Linked DNA regions of Homo sapiens: region 1 is linked to region 2. Evidence: read pairs that join two places in POLR2A ChIA-PET (ENCODE). Cell type or tissue: endothelial cell of umbilical vein. All regions are shown on one strand. Links, peaks and the distances in the headings refer to the core of each region. The heading gives the core; the rest is flanking DNA.

Region 1 (2,917 bases), core at 138-2,637, 130 kb after region 2:
ATAAGGACATACCTGGTGTTCTGAATGTGTATATCCCCCAAAGTCTGCAATCTCAGCTGGAACTGGATGGACCAGTATTCCATTACCCAGGGCCCTGGCTCATGGTTCTCTCCTCTTCTCAGTTTACTGTTGGATTTCCCTTTCTTGCTATTCTCTTTCTCTCCAGACCCCTCTCAATTGCCTTTCCTAAAGACAGACCTTAGCAAGATGGGCCAGGACTTGGGACTTCGCACAGCACCCTGCAGTCCCAAGCCAGCATCTACTGCACCCCATCTTCAGGACTCTATCCCCCAAACATGCTGGAAGGCATCAGCTTATGAGAACCCACTTTTTTCTGCATGACTAGCTTGTAAGGAAGAATCTATGGACAGGATTTCCAAGAATTTCCCACTTTTTCAAAAAATGTATGTGACTTATATTTGGCTTCAATCCAAGAGCAAACTCAGTGGTGAACAGCTCCATTTCTGTGCACATGTTGGTGGAATCTGCAGAAATCGATGCAACATTTCTTTCCTGTCTGGGCTGTTTGTATAATTGTATATAAATGTAGCAATAAATATATTCTAACATCAGCCTGAGCCTTACTGCGCACTTGATTCTGCATCCTGGTGGTAGGCGGTGAATATTGCTTGCCTGCCCCATCTCAGGTTCCCATCTTCTCTGATTTCAGTTACTTCGGACCTGGCCAGTGTTTGGAGAAAGAGGGTTGAGGAGAGTTCAGTGGCAGAGCTGGGATGTGAAGCAGCATTATTAATTCATAAGATGGCACTAGTCCTGGCACTTTGAGGTGTTTTGAATGTCCAAGGACCGAAGCTTAGAGGATTGGGTGACAGTTTGTGACATGAGTCAGCTGCATTAACAGTCACTCTGGCTGGGCACGGTGGCTCACGTCTGTAATCCCAGCACTTTGGGAGGCTGAGGTGGATGGGTCACGAGGTCAAGAGAGCGAGACCATCCTGGCCAACTTGGTGAAACCCCCCTGGGCATGGTGGTGTGTGCCTGTAATCCCAGCTACTCGGGAGGCTGAGGCAGGAGAATCGCTTGAACCCGGGAGGTGGAGGTTGCAGTGAGCTGAGATCGCACCACTGCGCTCCAGCCTGGACGACAAAGCGAGATCCTGTCTCAAACAAAACAAAACAAAACAAAACAAAACAAAAAACAACCAAAAAAGTCACTCTTACAGCCTTCAAGAGCATGTTGTGCTGTGATTATTTGACAGGTATCTGCTGGGCACGAAGTTACCCCTTAAAGATTTTCTGAAAAACCCCACAAAATATGCCAACATGACATAGGATTTTCCATCTGTCACTGATGTTTTTCAAGGATATTAAGTCTAGTTATTTTAGAGACAACCTCCTCCTACAGGGGACACTAGGCAGATACAATATTGTTTGTCTAATATCAAGGAATATTTATTCCCAAAGTGGTCTCTTGTAATTTATGTGAAATCTTTGGTTATCAGGCACTTTTATAACTTAAAGGATAACCACATAGTTGTGGTTTCTTATCAAATTATGGTTTCTCAGTCCTCTCCTTGATTATAAGTGGAAGTTGGCATAAAATCATTCAGTCATAAGACCTGGGAATGCAAGAAACGAAAAGTTGTAATATCCGGCTGGGTGCAGTGACTCACCCCTGTAATCCCAGCACTTTGGGAGGCTGAGGTGGGCGGATCAGTTGAGGTCAGGAGTTCCAGACCAGCCTGGCCAACATGGCAAAACCCCGTCTCTACTAAAAATACATAAATTAGCTGGGTGTGGTGGCAGGTGCCTGTAGTCCCAGCTGCTCGGGAGACCGAGGCAGGAGAATCGCTTGAACCCGGAAGGCGGAGGTTACTGTGTGTCAGGATTGCGCCACTGCACTCCAGCCTATTGTTACCCTATGGCAGGGGCAAACAGCTCTTGCAAGATTACTTTTTGTGTATTAAAAAATACAGCCTGGAAGAGAATTGAGGAAATCATCTGTCAAGCTCTTTAAAACATTGAACAAGTAACTCTGAAGAGTTGTGCCACATCTGTTCTTACTCTCACCTTTTAATAGATATATCAGGGAACCTGAGGCTCCAGGTCAAAAGATAAAGAGGGCACAGCGTGGGCCGCTGCCTTCAACAGCTAATTCCTGTGCAATGCACTGGGCAAAAACCTTTTCTACATATGGGTTTTTCTAGCCAGGACTGGTGATATGAAGGGACGTTATTATAAAATGTATGGGACAAATTACCAATTGCTTCGGTTTATAATGCAGTAAGAGAGAATCCCAATTAGAGATAATGCTGTATAATCAAAAGTTTGGTTAATGAAGCTGTGAAGGATTGAGAGTTTTCAGCCTGTGGGTGTTAAAACCTGGGCATTTGCTGCGGCTCTGCCACTAATTAGTAGTTGGAATTTGGACACATCACTCCAACTCTCAGGGCCTCCGATTCCTCTGCTGTAAAATGAGGTGTTTGGACTAAATGATTTCTAAGGTTCTTTTTGTTCTTAGAGTGTCTTCTTTGGAAGAGGGAAAGGAGTAGCATAATTTTCATGTTAAAGAGGAAGGTCATTAGATGGCAAAAATGTGCAGTTGAGAGGAGAAAATAGTTTATTCTATTTTGTTTTGTAATTTCAAGATTTATTTTAGATGTAGGGTGTACATGTGTAGGTTTGTTACATGAATTTATTGCATGATGCTGAGGTTTGGGGTATGAATGATCCTGTCACCCGGGTAGTGAGCATACTACCCAATGGGTGGTTTTTCAACCCCTGCCCCCAACCCTCTCTCCCGTCTCTAGTGGTCCCCAGTGTCTGTTGTTCCCATCTTAATGTCCACGTGTACTCAATGTTTAGCTCCCACTTATAAGTGAAAATATGTGGTATTTGGTTTTCTGTTCCTATGTTAATTTGCTTAGGATAATGGCCTCCAGCTGCATTCATGTTGC
Region 2 (2,917 bases), core at 268-2,767:
GAGTGACCACTTGCTAGACATGTTTGCATAATTAAAAGAGAGCCAGGTGCTAATATCTAAGACAATTGAGAAAATGCCTCAAAGGCATTTCACAGATCTCTGCAGCAGCCCCTCCCATCATAAGCTCTGAGGCCTAGGAGGACTGAATGATTTTGTGGGTCAGGCTCAGGGCCCCACTGCCTTGTGCAGCCTCAGGACACTCCTTCCCACAACCCAGTCACTCTAATTACAGCCTTGGCTCAAAGGGGCCCAGGTACAGCTCAGGCTGCTACTTTAGAGAATGTAAGCTGTAAGCCTTGGTGGCTTCCAGGTGATGTCAAGCCTATAGATGCACAGAATGCGAATGAAGAACACTTGGCAGCCTTCACCTAGATTTCAGAGGATGTATAGAAAAGCCTGGGCTGGGTGTTGTGGCTCACACTTGTAATCCCAGCACTTTGGAAGGCAGAAGCAAGTGGATCACTTGAGCTCAAGAGTTCAAGACCTGAGCCTGGGCACATGGTAAAACCTTGTCTCTACAAAAAAAATTAGCTGGGAATGGTGGTATTTGCCTGTTTTCCCAGCTACTAGGGAGGCTTAGGTGGGAGGATCGCTTGAGCCTGGGAGATTGAGGCTGCAGTTAGCCACAATCAGAGCACTGCACTCCAGCCCGTATGACAGAGCAAGACGTTGTCTCAAAAAAAAAAAGAAAGAAAGGGAAGGAAGGAAGGAAGGAAGGAAGAAAGAGAATAGACTAGCTGTATTTCCTAGGCTAAGGATTCCTAAGCCTAGCTGGGGAAGGTGACTGCACCCACCTTTAAACACAGGGCTTGTAACTCAGCTCACACCCAACCAATCAGGTAGTAAAGAGGGCTCACTAAAATACAAATTAGGCTAAAAGCAGGAGGTAAAGAAATAGTCAAATCATATTATCGCCTGAGAGCACAAAGGGAGGGACAATGATCGGGATTTAAACCCAGGCATTTGAGCAGGGAGTGGCAACCCCCTTTGGGTCCCTTTCCATTGTATGGGAGCTCTGTTTTCACTCTATTAAATCTTGCAACTGCTCACTCTTCTGGTATGTGTTTGTTCTGGCTCGAGCTGTCCACCACTGCTGAATGCCGCTGTCACAGACCTGCCACTGACTTCCACCACTCTGGATCAGGCAGGGTGTCCACTGCACTTCTGATCCAGCGAGGCACCCATTGCTGGATCGGGCTAGAGGCTCACTATTGCTCCTGCACTGCTAAGTGCCCAGGTTCATCCTAATCCAGCTGAACACTAGTCACTGGGTTCCACAGTTCTCTTCCGTGACCCACGGTTTCCAATAGAACCACAACACTCACCGCATGGCCCCAAGGTTCCATTCTTTGGAATCCAGGAGGCCAAGAACCCCAGGTCAGAGAACAAAAGTCTTGCTGCCACCTTGGGAGCCGGCCGCCACCATCTCGGGAGCTCTAAGAACAAAGACCCGACTGTAACACAAGGAAGGGAAGGGAAGGGGAGGGGAGGGGAAGTGAGGAGAGGGGTCAACTTCCTGTGCAGGTGTGAGAAATTACTCACATAATCAACTTGATAGCCACAGTATGAAACATCAGTGTGACCACAAATACACTCATAAACACACACGCTATCTCATGTTTGATAAATTGTTCATGCGGGTCTTTTTTTTTTTTTTTTTTTTTTTTGAGGCGGAGTCTCGCTCTGTCGCCCAGGCTGGAGTGCAGTGGTGCAATCTCAGCTCACTGCAAGCTCCGCCTCCCAGGTTCACACCATTCTCCTGCCTCAGCCTCCTGAGTAGCTGGGAGTACAGGCGCCTGCCACCACGCCTGGCTAATTTTTTGTATTTTTAGTAGAGACGGGGTTTCACCCTGTTAGCCAGGATGGTCTCTATCTCCTGACCTCGCGATCCGCCCGCCTTTGCCTCCCGAAGTGCTGGGATTACAGGCGCGAGCCACCGCGCCCTGCCAGAGTCATTTATTTTTATTTTTATTTTTATTTTTAATCATGGTAAATATATATAGATATTTAAAATACAAATATTTTCATCTTAACCATTTTAAGTGTACCATCCCGTAGTGTTAAGTATATTCGCATTGCTGTGAAACCAATTTGCAGAACTTTTTCATCTTGCCAAACTGAAACTGTATGCCTATTAAACGATAACTTCTCATTTCCCCTCTCCCCAGCCCCTGGCAACCAGCACTCTCCTTTCTGTCTCCATGAATTTGACTACTCTGAATATCTCATATAAGTGGAATCATACAATATTGGTCATTTTGTTTCTGGCTTATTTCACTTATCATAATGCCCTCAAGTTTCATCTATATTGTAGCATATAATGGGATTTTCTTTTCTAAAGGTGAATAATATTCCATTGTATGTATATATCACATTTCGTTTATCCATTCATTCACTGGTGGACATGGGTTTCTTCCACTTTTGGGCTAGTATGAATAATGCTGCTATGAATTTTGGTGTACAAATACCTCTTCAAAACTCTGTTTTCAATTCTTTTGAGTATTTATCTAGGAATGAAATTGCTGGATTATGTAGTAATTCTACTTTTAATTTTGAAAAATCACCATACTATTTCTCATACCAGCTGTTACTTTACATTCCCACCAACAGTGCACAAGAGTTCTAATTCGTGGGCTGGGTGTGGTGGCTCACTTTGGGAGGCCGAGGCGAGCGGATCACAAGGTCAGGAGTTTGAGACCAGCCTGGCAAACATAATGAAACCTCGTCTCTACTGAAAATACAAAAAATTAGCTGGATGTTGTGTGCCTGTAATTTCAGCTACTTGGGAGGCTGAGGCAGGAGAATCTCTTGAACCCAGGAGGTGGAGGTTGCAGTGAGCTGAGATCGCGCCATTGCACTCTAACCTGGGTGACAGTGTGAGACTCCGTCTCGGAAAAAAAAAACAAAAAAAAAGAGT

Evidence for each region. Peaks named below come from ENCODE experiments on the same cell type or tissue, not always from the same donor. Only the 100,000 strongest peaks of a DNase experiment are listed, where the experiment ranks them.
Region 1: POLR2A ChIA-PET joins it to region 2 with 8 read pairs; 4 of 35 experiments call an interaction of 5 or more read pairs at or near these places.

The regions. Positions count from the first base shown.
Region 1 is chr11:110,193,216-110,196,132 of GRCh38, reverse strand. It overlaps a transcript of RDX not described here. Among named protein-coding and RNA genes, the nearest start is that of ZC3H12C, 100 kb to the right of the region's middle. In endothelial cell of umbilical vein, for the core only: no CTCF peak of the experiment used is centred there; a DNase peak (open chromatin) is centred at 1,512; H3K27ac peaks cover 1,973 bases.
Region 2 is chr11:110,326,932-110,329,848 of GRCh38, reverse strand. It overlaps LOC124902752 (a long non-coding RNA gene), which reads right to left and starts at 1,448. Exons shown (of 2, transcript XR_007062884.1): 1 at 1,326-1,448. In endothelial cell of umbilical vein, for the core only: no CTCF peak of the experiment used is centred there; DNase peaks (open chromatin) are centred at 1,148 and 1,488; H3K4me3 peaks cover 516 bases; H3K27ac peaks cover 1,245 bases.